Linked DNA regions of Homo sapiens: region 1 is linked to region 2. The links are chromatin loops, found by intact Hi-C in ENCODE. Cell type or tissue: PC-9. All regions are shown on one strand. Each heading gives the region's core, and the rest is flanking DNA. Links, peaks and the distances in the headings are about the cores only. Region 1 holds the start of LOC105373210 (a long non-coding RNA gene). Region 2 holds the start of LNCATV (lncRNA negative regulator of antiviral signaling).

Region 1 (5,376 bases), core at 177-5,176, 220 kb after region 2:
TCCTGCCTCAGCCTCCCAAGTAGCTGGGATTATAGACATGTGCTACCATGCCCAGCTAATTTTTGTATTTTTAGTGGAGACAGGGTTTCACCATGTTGGCCAGGCTGGTCTCGAACTCCTGACCTCCGGTGATCTGTCCACCTCCACCTCCCAAAGTGCTGAGATTACAGGCATGAGCCACTGAGCCTGGCCTCTCTACTCATTTTTAATCAACTCAATTGGAATAAAATTTACATACAATAAGATGCACAGAATTGAAGTGTGCAGTTTGATGACAAACGCATGTGTGTAAGCACCATCCGAATCAGGATGAAGCATCTCCATCACTTCAGAAAGTTCCTGCATGCCTGTTTGCTTTCATCACCCCCCTCCCTGTTCCCACCACCAACCCAGACAACCCAGGCCACCAGTGATCTGAGTTCTGTCATCAAAGTTTTGTTTTCCCTCTTCTGGACTTGCCATATGAACAGAATCAATTGGTATACAGTCTTATGTCTGGCTTTTTTTGCTCAACATAATGATTGGGTTCATCAATGCTGAGTAAGTCTATCAATAGTTTGTTTCTTTTTATTGCTGAGTAGTAGTAAATTGCATGAATACAATAATCTTTTCTTTTTTAATCTCTCCCCCATTAACAGATATTTATGGTTGTTTTCTCCATGCATTTTTTTAGAGGAGAGGGGCTTGCCTTTCCAACCAGCTTGTGAACGCTTGAAGGGCAAGGATGTGTCTCACAGGCTCTGTCATCCACCCCTGAAGCACCTTATCCAGTGCCACTTCAGACTAGGCCCTCCAACGTGTTGGTTAATTGAATTATAGTTTCGGATAAGATGTGGTCCCTGCCTTTAAAAAGCTTTTAATTTAATTATGGAAGCAGCTACAAACATCAATCCATTATTCCAAGACAACACATTTATCCATTCATTCAGCAAGTTTTTATTTTAGAGAAGAGAGAAAGCATGTCCATGCATACCTGAATCATGGGGCAGAAAGTGAAATGTGGTGCAGAGGAAATTCAGGCGAGGAGCCACAAAAACTGAGAGCAAAGTGACTTTGCTAAGAGGCTCTGGGAAAAATCTCAAAGGGGAGGAGCAAATGCCCAGACCTAGGAGACTGGGCAGAATTTGGACACAAGGAAGTCATTGTGGGCTGACAGTACAGGGTCCAACAGAGGCAAAGAGCTGGAAATGCAGGGAAAGAAAGGGGAACATCCTCCTCTTCCAGCGGAGGAAGCTGGGTGAAGAAAGGAGAAGCATTGCGCTGGTGTGGGAAGCACGGGGCCGCTAAGGTTGAAGTGAGTGGAGATGGGAGGCGGCGGGAGTCACTAGAGGCTAGGAAGAGAGGCTCACACTACAGAGGGCCTTGAGTGCCAGGCTAGGAAATCCATAGGTAAGTTCAAACACACATTACATGCCCATCAAACTTATGTGAGGATGGGGATACCATTATAATGATTTAGCATCTGTCCACTGCAAGGAAAAACCTCCACTGTTTATGAATTATTATATGCATGTTACAGGTGAATAACTGAGGCTGAGTCAGGATTCAGCCCTAATTTCTGTTAACTCTGCTCTGGGCAGAGTGAGGCTTTATGCACAGCAGATGGTAAATGCATGTAAAAGCATGAGACTCGGTGTATAAAGATCAGAGAGAGCTAAAGTGTGTATGTGTGTGTGTGAGTGTGTGTGAAAATCATTATAAGTATATAGAAATATAGAAATAGAATTGAATTGTTTGTTTTAAGGGATTGAAATGCAATGAACTTATTGTCAACACTGCATGATACTTTGAGGGCTTCATACTTTTTCAGTAATTTTATATTCATTTTGTCATTAGATCTTCACAGTAATCCTGAAAGTTCAATAAGTCAGATATTATTATTATTATTATTACTACTACTACCACTACAATGATTATTCTTGATTTTTCAGGGGAAGAAGCCAAGACTCAAGGAGTTAAGAACTTTTCCAAGGGTAGCTATTAGCCAGGACTCAAACCTACATACTTGAATGAATTTCTACAACCTGTTATTGAAGACTAAGGAGTAAGAATTCTGCCGGAAGACTGTGTTGCCGAACCAATCAGTTTGTCTAAAACTCTTTCACTCCCCATCCCCAACTCCCTGTTGGCCTAGGGGCAGTCTGAGAGGGGGCTTAGAATAAATCAGAAGAGGGGTCTCATTCAGATTGTTTTGCTGTGATCACATGTGAGTCAGATTTTTCTTCTGTAACAAGAGGTAGTTGAAGAGGTAAATCCCTAAGCTTTCTGCCATTGTAGACAGGTGTTCTTCTCTGATCCTCAGGGCCACAGTCGGAAAGGAAGTTGTCTGCACTGAGAACCGGGAGGGATCCCTCCGTTGCTTCCATGAGGGTGCGGGACTCATGGCTCTGGGCCTCCAAGGCACCACGGCCTCTGGCTCCATTCCACCCTCCCCGCGCTCTCCTCAAACCTCAGGCTTCCTTTTTCTGCCTGCTGCAGGGCTTCTCAGCCTGGGCTGGATCCTGGACAGACAGGCCCAGGCAGGCTGTGCACTGTGACCTGGGGCCTTGCTGTGAACAAAGAGGACTTCAAGAGGAGATGGCCTGGAGGAGTTCGCCTTTGTGGTCATTTTGCTTCAGGTAAATCCTGTATAACCAGGAACCAGGGATAATGAGTCAGGGACCGACCATGAGAAACACACTGTTCTAACACAGCTTCTGAAGAGCCTTCTGGAGGGGGCTCGAGCTTCCCACATGGGGGGCCTCTTTCCAAGACCCAACTGCCTAATTTGGAATCTCCCAAAAAGTTTGTTTGCTTTTGTGCGCACATGATTCCCAAGACAGTGTGTTAAATGACTTGAATGAATCATCCACTGCTCCCTCCATTTATCTACCACCTGCTTCCTTTTCAGTCCGTGACAACCTGGCTTCCATCAAACCAATCAGCCCATCACCCAATACTAGCTGTTCCAAATATAAATTGTTGTCTTTGTCACTTTGCGTAGTCACTCTCCTCTTGAAATATACACATGTTGTGAAAGGACTCTAGAAATAAATCTTTCCTCATTAAAATTTTCTACACATGCGTTAATTTTTCCTCCCTTTTCAACAGCGGACCAGTCAGCAAATAATGACTGCCCTTGGTCATCCCTGGGAAGATAAAGGATTATTAAAAGAGGGCCCGGCAGCTTGCAGATTACACCTGCTACATTTGGAGTGGAAAGAGGCTTCTCTGTCAGTGCCCCTTGCCCCCATGGAAAGACACTAATAGCAATCTTCAACCATAATTGTTTGGTCCATTTTGTTCTGGACCAAGTTTGCATAAGTTTTAAGCCTGAAAGTCAAAGAAAAACGAAATCTTACACGTCAACATGGCCTTTCCATCACTTGAAAAAGGCACCCTCTCTCTCTCTTTCTCTCTGCCTCGTAAACACAGCGGTCTTGCTCAGAGCAATCTTGAGCTCTGAGCTGTGAAGAATTGCTGTAGGTAGGAAGAAACGTTGGCTCTGGAATTCAATTAACTGTCAGCATTGCTGTTCGAGTCAGGATGACTCACTCCTCTTCAGCAAATGGGCATGGGGGCTGTGAGCCTCCAAGATTAATGGTGATTGATAAGCCGCTGGAGCTCCAGGACGAAGCCTCCCAGAATCCTTCCCTCACCCACACACGTTTTTACATGAAAATATAATAGATAGTGGGAGAGGATGTGTGAGTACAGAGGAGATGCTGTCAAGAATTTGCCTGTATCCTTTTCTTTTATATTGGTAAGTTTCACTGGATTCTAAGCTACTGAAAAGCAGGGACTATGTTTTATATTTCTTTTCTCTCAGTTCATGTCCAAATTAATGCATCAGGTGAAAAGAAAGGATGCTGTCTGATACCCCATGAGGTAGGTATGAGGCCCATTCTATAAATGAGGGGAAGCAACGTGCTAATAAGAGAAAAAGCTAGGACTCGGTCCCAGAAAGTCTGCCAAGGGTGCCAGCTCCAACCGCTGCAGGTGCCGCCTCTTCACGAGCACGTTACGCCATTTCTCTCTTTAACACGGAAAGCAAAATGTGGGCCTGACTGTGGTGAGGGCATGCTTTTCCATTCTAAATGGCAGCTAGCATGCATTACATGTACAATATACAACAGGAATACAATACGCGGGAGAGAAAACCTTCCCTCCCCTTTTCCTCAGGCACCTGGCTGGTTCAGGCTCCAGTGGCTTGGTTTTGTCGCTGGTGTTGTTAGTTTCCCCCAGCATCCCCATTCATTTTCCAGAATCCTCTGTCCCTCATTGTAGTTTTGTATTTGCAGATACAATCTAGGAAACAATTCAGATGGGAAAAGAAATCTTTTCATGAGAAAGGATAGTAAAATTAACAGAAAGCTGGTTAAACTTACAATTTCCTCAAGTATTGAGAATAAACATGAATCCATGAGAATAAAAACTCAGTATGGATTTGTCCACAACGCTTAGGAGGAACATGTTAGAAGTGCCACATGCAGGCCAGGCGTGGTGGCTCACGCCTGTAATCCCAGCATTTTGGGAGGCCGAGGCAGGAGGATCAAGAGGTCAGGAGATCAAGATCATCCTGGCTAACACGGTGAAACCCTGTCTCTACTAAAAAAAATACAAAAAATTAGCCGGGTGTGGTGGCATAAGCCTGTAGTCCCAGCTACTCGGGAGGCTGAGGCAGGAGAATCGCTTGAACCCGGGAGGTGGAGCTTTCAGTGAGCCGAGACGCACCACTGCACTCCAGCCTGGGTGACAGAGCGAGACTCTGTCTCAAAAAAAAAAAAAAAGAAAAAGAAAAAGAAAGAAAAAGAAATGCCACATGCATGTAAGAGTCCAGGCAGGGTGGTCAAACTGTCAGATGCGCAACATTCGAGGGGCAAAAAGGATGAAATAAGATGCTCTCTAAACGCATGAGCAAGACCAGCTGTCAAAGCACTGGCGCCTTTATTCACACATTTTGTAAACCTCAGGTAGACAGGAGACAGCAGTAAGTACGTGACCTCAGCGCGTGATCCTCATTCAAACTGGAATTCGAGTATCACTGGTCTCAGCTGCAGACATTTCAGAGTGGGTCCATTTGCTCTTAGGAACTTCCAGGGCACCCCAGCACCACTTGTTTTTGCCTTTGTCTTTGCTTTCCTTCCCCACATCCCTACAAAACCAAACAGACTTGCTCTCCCAGCTTCACAAAGAGAAACGGATTCCAAGAGGAAATCACTTCACAGCAAGTGAGCCCTGGGAAGAATTAAAGACTGAGGAGCCCTTGTAATGAGATTAAGGGAAAAATGCTTTTGTGCATCCAACTCAGACCCGTCCTCAGTATGCAGGACGCGAGTGGTGCCAAAACAAACATGGGTATTGTTTTGGGAAGGAAAAGGTTAACAAGCTATGAAA
Region 2 (5,376 bases), core at 250-5,249:
ATTAGACAGGCATGGTGGTGGGCACCTGTAATCCCAGCTACTCGGGAGGCTGAGGCACGAGAATTGCTTGAACTTTGGAGATGATGGAGGTTGCAGTGTGCTGAGATTGTGCCACTGTAGTCCAGCCTAGATGACAGAGCAAGACCCTGTCCCAAAAAAGAAAAAAAAAGTTTAAAATGAGCTTTAAAAGACTGGCTTACAGGCTGGGTGTAGTGGCTCACACCTATAATCCCAGCACTTTGCGAGGCTGAGGTGGGCAGATTGCTTGAGTACAGGAGTTTGAGACCAGCCTGGGCAACATGGTGAGACCTTGTCTCTTAAAAAAAAAAAAAAAAGAAAAGAAAAGGACTTGCTTACAATATCTCTCATGCTTGTAATTGGAGGTCATACCTTCAAGAATAACTACAAAAGCTTTTATTTTTCTTTGTATTAAAAAACCAAATCAACAAAAACTATTCTTCCAGACAACCTCTATAAACGTTCCAAACTAAAATTCATGAGATTCCCTTCAGAGTATTTTGTTGTTCCAAATAAAGAAATTCTGTAATATAAAGAGCTTTTTAAGACACAGATATAAGGTGATGCCTTATACTTGCCTATCCATCCTATTTTTCTCTATGCTTTGCTGGTCTGAGTAGACAGGGTTGGTAATGACCCCAAATGGAACACTTCTCTAAGTGATGGGAAGATCTCATGCAGTGTCCTTCATCAGAAGTACCCATTACCTAGTGCCCTTGTTGGCACTGGAGCTGGAAGGCTCAGGATAGCAGGGAACAGGCAGCCCACAGTCCTGGAAGCAGGCCTGGTGGCACAGGCCTGGGTATGGAGTGTCAGTGGTGGCAGAAGAGGGGAGTCACTGTTTTCTTCATTAGTTAATGCCTCTCCCCTGGAGGGAGGGCAAGAGCTATGGTCTACACAGCCAAAGTGAGAGGGTGGTTGAGCAATTCTCCAGCAAACTCAGGCAAAATCAGGCAAGCATATTTAGGCCTAGAAGTCCTGGTTACCACAGCCTAAAGTGATAGGGACAGAAAGTGAAAGGAACAGAAAACCAGTCTGTATTTGTTTTATGTGAATTTTGGAGCAATGGCTTTTCCAAAGGAGGAAAGAAGAAGTTATTCTTTTTAAAACACAGTTGAAGAAGAGGATGCTTTTCCTATGGACATAGTAGGCCATTTACCAACGAGTTATTAAGATAAAAAATACCTACTGGGCCTGTGTAGGAAGCCTGGAATTCTCTTACTTTATTGTATTTTCCTCTAAGGATATATTGCGTTATTCCACAACAGGCTGGTCATAATCTTTGAGAGATTTACTTCTGAGACTTTTTGGTGTGGCTTCATTCACACTTCACATTTCCTAAGAGAGACAATTTTGGCTACTTTGAAAGAACCCTCCCTCAAACATAAACATCACAGCATCCTGACTTTAGAGTGTCTGTCTCAACATTTCAATGTTAGAAGGTTTATTGGAATGCAGACAAATAAAATAAGATAAATAAAATCTCAGTGTGCTTAAACTGAGAGCAGGTTCTTTTTTGGAAGATGTGCGTGTGTGTGTGTGTGTGTGTGTTGATGAGCTAAGTGTTGATTATAACCCAAAAAGACGGAAAGTGTGAGATTAGATAAGTGTCTGCTAGATCCATTATTGCTGTGTGCATTCTGTGAAATGGGCTTAGAGTTCACTGGTTGTAGCTGCAGGATAAAGTTCACTTGTTGTTTATTCTCAGTCTGATTAGGCCACCATTGAAAACAGAATGTGAACTACTGTCCAGAAGCCCTCTGTGAACTTCAGGTCTGCCTTAGGAGGGACGCTTCCAGCGAGGGAGCGCGTGATGAAGTCTGCAGGCATTGCTGGGGCAACGCTAAGTGGCCGCTGGCCAGGGTAGAAGTTAAACCAGGAGATGGCTGTCAAATGCAGTTGTTAGGTGTGGCACATCTTTCTCAAGCTGCTGAGCTGAGCAGGAAAGAGAGACGTTTGTTTATGGATTTATCTCATCTATAAGACACTCTTATTAGATGAACTCTATATCAGTTCTATGTAGAACTCTGTACCAGTTCTATAAGGCACTCTTTAATCTGAATCTTTTTATTTGCTCAAGAGAAAAATAAGTCTGACTTGCATCCCATTGAAGATTTAGATTGCACTGTTTACATCTTTCACCTGCGCCGCGGTAGCGTCCTCTACCGATGCTATCCTACGTTGATTTTTCCAGCAACCTGGGAAGCAACCTCATAGGTGGTTTGGGATGTCTTTTGGCTGTGCTTAAAAATTTCCAACAGATTTGCTACACATCTTAGGATAAATATGTTTCCTGTGAATTGTGATGATTTCTTACAGTACATTTGCAAGCATGTGTATGCATCTGCAGGAAACATAGCCTGGCTCTGTGAAGGAATACTGCTGTGACCGCAAAACTGTTTCTGTAGAATTTTCTCCGGTGTGGTCATCCTGCCTTCAGGTCAGTGAATAGATGGTGTTTGGACAGCGTCTGGCACAGATACTTTAACCTTAAAGCTTAATGTATAACTGGTATTTTTTCCCCCTTCTGTGTCAGCAATTGGCAACGGGACACTGTAAATAAGGATTCTGGTTTGTAAATGGACGTCTGTTCCTCCAGGGGAGGGGAAGGCTGGAGTAAGCAGTTTTGAAATTCATGCTGCAAGTGATAAGATAATTTGAGTAACCTGTAAGACCTGTGGATTCACAGGTTTCAAAAACAGGAAAGTCTCTTGTTTGAAAACCCTCTAAAGCAACATGTGGGCTTAGAAAAGAAGCCGGCTTGTGGTTTGGTGATTGTACTTCCTTATTGATATAATGGCCGCTGACGCAAGGCCTCCTGGGATTGCAGCGCGGTGACCGCAGGCCTGACGGTTACCCTGACCGGGTTCTGAAACAGCCCGGGGCTTTCAGCACAGATGAGAAGTCTAAAAATTTCCCTTTTCATTTCCTCTCTTGTGTGACTTTGTCATTTTTAAAAAAACTGGTCACAGAAAAGGGAATTTTGCCCATGCTTTTAAGGAGTTTATCTCGACTGAGTAGCTTCCCCGCCACTCCTCTAAAATCCCTCCTCAAAAACCCCAAGTTAAAAAAAAAAAAGATCTATTCTTGTAGATTTTTTTTGTGTGGGTCTATGTTTCATTCATCTGCTTTCAGGCTGGATTTATAACAAGCAGAACTTTTAAAACGGTATGATTTTAAAATAAAATTAAAAAAAAAACACGCTGAGATCTTTCCATAGCTTTGGCTTCTGGGAGTTGAAAGCGCAGGTACGTGCTACATCTTCTGGAAACCTAACCCTCGCACGCCAAGCGGGAGGCTCTTTTGGTCAAATACTCCCAGGACTTATGCTTGAGTTCTGAAATAAGTGAAAGCAGATGCCATTCCTGTGCGACATAGCTAACTGACCGCAGCCCAGAAAGTTCTGTTGGCTAGCTGTGTGGGGGCTGTCTTAAGCCCTGAAAACATTCTGCATCAGAACTCAGCTTCAGAAAGGGGTTCCTGCTCTCCTGTCTGCCCTGGAGATAGTCACGCATGACAGCTTGTGGGCTGACTGAGCATTTAGGCAGCTGCTTTTCCTCTCTCCCTCCAGGAGGAAAATAGAGCAAAAAGGTAGAACTTACTTCCACACCCAAGTTTCTCCTGAAAGCACTGTGCCTGTTTTGTTTGCTACACATCTTGGGTATGTATGTTTGCATCTATGCATGCAGGCATGCATGAGTTATTTATGTGTGTTATTTGGTCCAGCCTTGAAGCTCCTTTTATTTTTCAGTGAATTGAAAGAAGGTAACCTTTGGATGTATATATTTTAGTGCTCCAGCAGATTACCAGTGAAACATGCCGACTCTCACCAAACCACCCCATGTTGCCAAATCTTCTCTCTTGGCCCTGATGATGTGCAACTTAAAACCAAGGTCCAGGTTGACTGCACAGCAGAGTTTACTGTTCGCTCTCTCGCTCTCTCTCCTCTCTCTTTTTTTCTGTAAGCCCAATAAATCTGCCCTATCACGTCATTGAGGCCACAAGGAAATGTAATCCTGCCAAGTGTGGGAGTTAACAAAAACTGCCAAAGTCTTAAGGTTGCAGAGAGAGCAAGAACCACTTTCTGGGTTACGCATGTCTACTGTGTATGTGCAGGGGTGCCATGTGTATGTACCGCGTGTGTGTGTGGGTACTGTGTGTGTGCATGGATGCTATGTGGATTCACCATGCACTACCATGTGTGCATGAGCACCATGTGTGTACACTGAGAGTGTATGTGGCTAGCAGGTGTGTGTACTCTGTGTACCTGAGCACTGTGCGTACCTGTGCACTGAGCCTATATATGGGCATGTGTTTATAGCATGTATGCATGTGTGCTATGTGTATATACCATGCACTTGCACACATATACTGTGTGTGCAGCACACCAGATGCCACAGATATGGTGGCGGGAGGGTCAATGACAGGGAACTGGGGGGAGGCAGGTGTGAGGCAGGCCTGCTTGGGAACAGGTAAATCACTTAAGGATGCAGTGCTTTTCATCTGCTTTGCTGCTCTTTTCCTCTTAAGCAGCATGCGCTGAGATTGCAGAAACCTGAAAGATAGGGAAAGTGTGTATCCCATCTCCCCTTCCTGCCTGACTCTCAAGTAAGTTTTCTTTAAGTATCTTTTTTCTTCAGCTTCAGGAAAAAGAGGACCTTAGAACTGAAGGAGCAAGATTCCAACATCACACTGTTTTTGTTAGCTGTGTGTGTGTGTTTCCTGTGTATCCAAAAGACAGAGGAGATGAAAAAGCAAAAGAAAAGAAACGAGGAATCAGATTGGAAAGAGTATGAGTTTGTACTTATGAAATAAAACTTTTATCTCTCTACACAGGACCGGGAGTCTGTCCCAATTTCCTGTCTCTAACCTCACTGGAAGTGCTGACCCACTTCTGGCTATTTTTATGTGTTTCTTTGAAAATGCTTACTGTGATTGGAGTTGACTTGCCGACTCTGTTCTGCAGCCTCCCCACCACCTGAGTCCCAAAGGGCGGCCCTTCCCACCTCACGCCCAGTAATTATGGGTGAGCGCAGAGCCAAAGGATGGCAGGGCTTTGTTGGTGGTGCGACCAGCGGGTGACCCCTTTCCTCGCAATCAGAGACTCAGGGACAAGCAGCTTGCACCTGCACGTGGAGCTTTGCACACGGCCTTTTGCCTGATTTTCCTCTTCGAGGCATGCCCCCTCCATGAAAGATGGGCATCTTCCCATGTTCCGGAATTCTTGGGGGTGCGCTGATTCCAGGCTCTCGCCCCAGCTTTGGGCCCAGGGCAGTGAGCATGTGTAGTTACTTATCTAGGATTGCAACCTGAGTCAACAGTGAAACCAGGAAGTGAACTCGGGGTCCGGCATTGTAT

What was found. Hi-C counts contacts between places; a loop is a spot of excess contacts. Peaks named below come from ENCODE experiments on the same cell type or tissue, not always from the same donor. Only the 100,000 strongest peaks of a DNase experiment are listed, where the experiment ranks them.
Region 1: it touches region 2 in a loop (8-fold over the local background); 4 of 110 quality-filtered maps call a loop at or near these places.

The regions. Positions count from the first base shown.
Region 1 is chr1:234,744,106-234,749,481 of GRCh38, reverse strand. LOC105373210 (a long non-coding RNA gene) reads left to right here and starts at 728. Exons shown (of 3, transcript XR_949292.3): 1 at 728-1,389; 2 at 1,932-2,618; 3 at 3,091-3,946. In PC-9, for the core only: no CTCF peak of the experiment used is centred there; DNase peaks (open chromatin) are centred at 2,601 and 3,471; H3K27ac peaks cover 1,687 bases.
Region 2 is chr1:234,960,849-234,966,224 of GRCh38, reverse strand. LNCATV (lncRNA negative regulator of antiviral signaling) reads left to right here and starts at 2,226. Exons shown (of 4, transcript NR_125945.1): 1 at 2,226-2,458. RefSeq lists enhancers at 2,578-2,627, 2,648-2,947, 2,261-3,460. In PC-9, for the core only: a CTCF peak has its summit at 2,217; DNase peaks (open chromatin) are centred at 1,874, 2,654, 3,384 and 3,974; H3K4me3 peaks cover 3,607 bases; H3K27ac peaks cover 5,000 bases.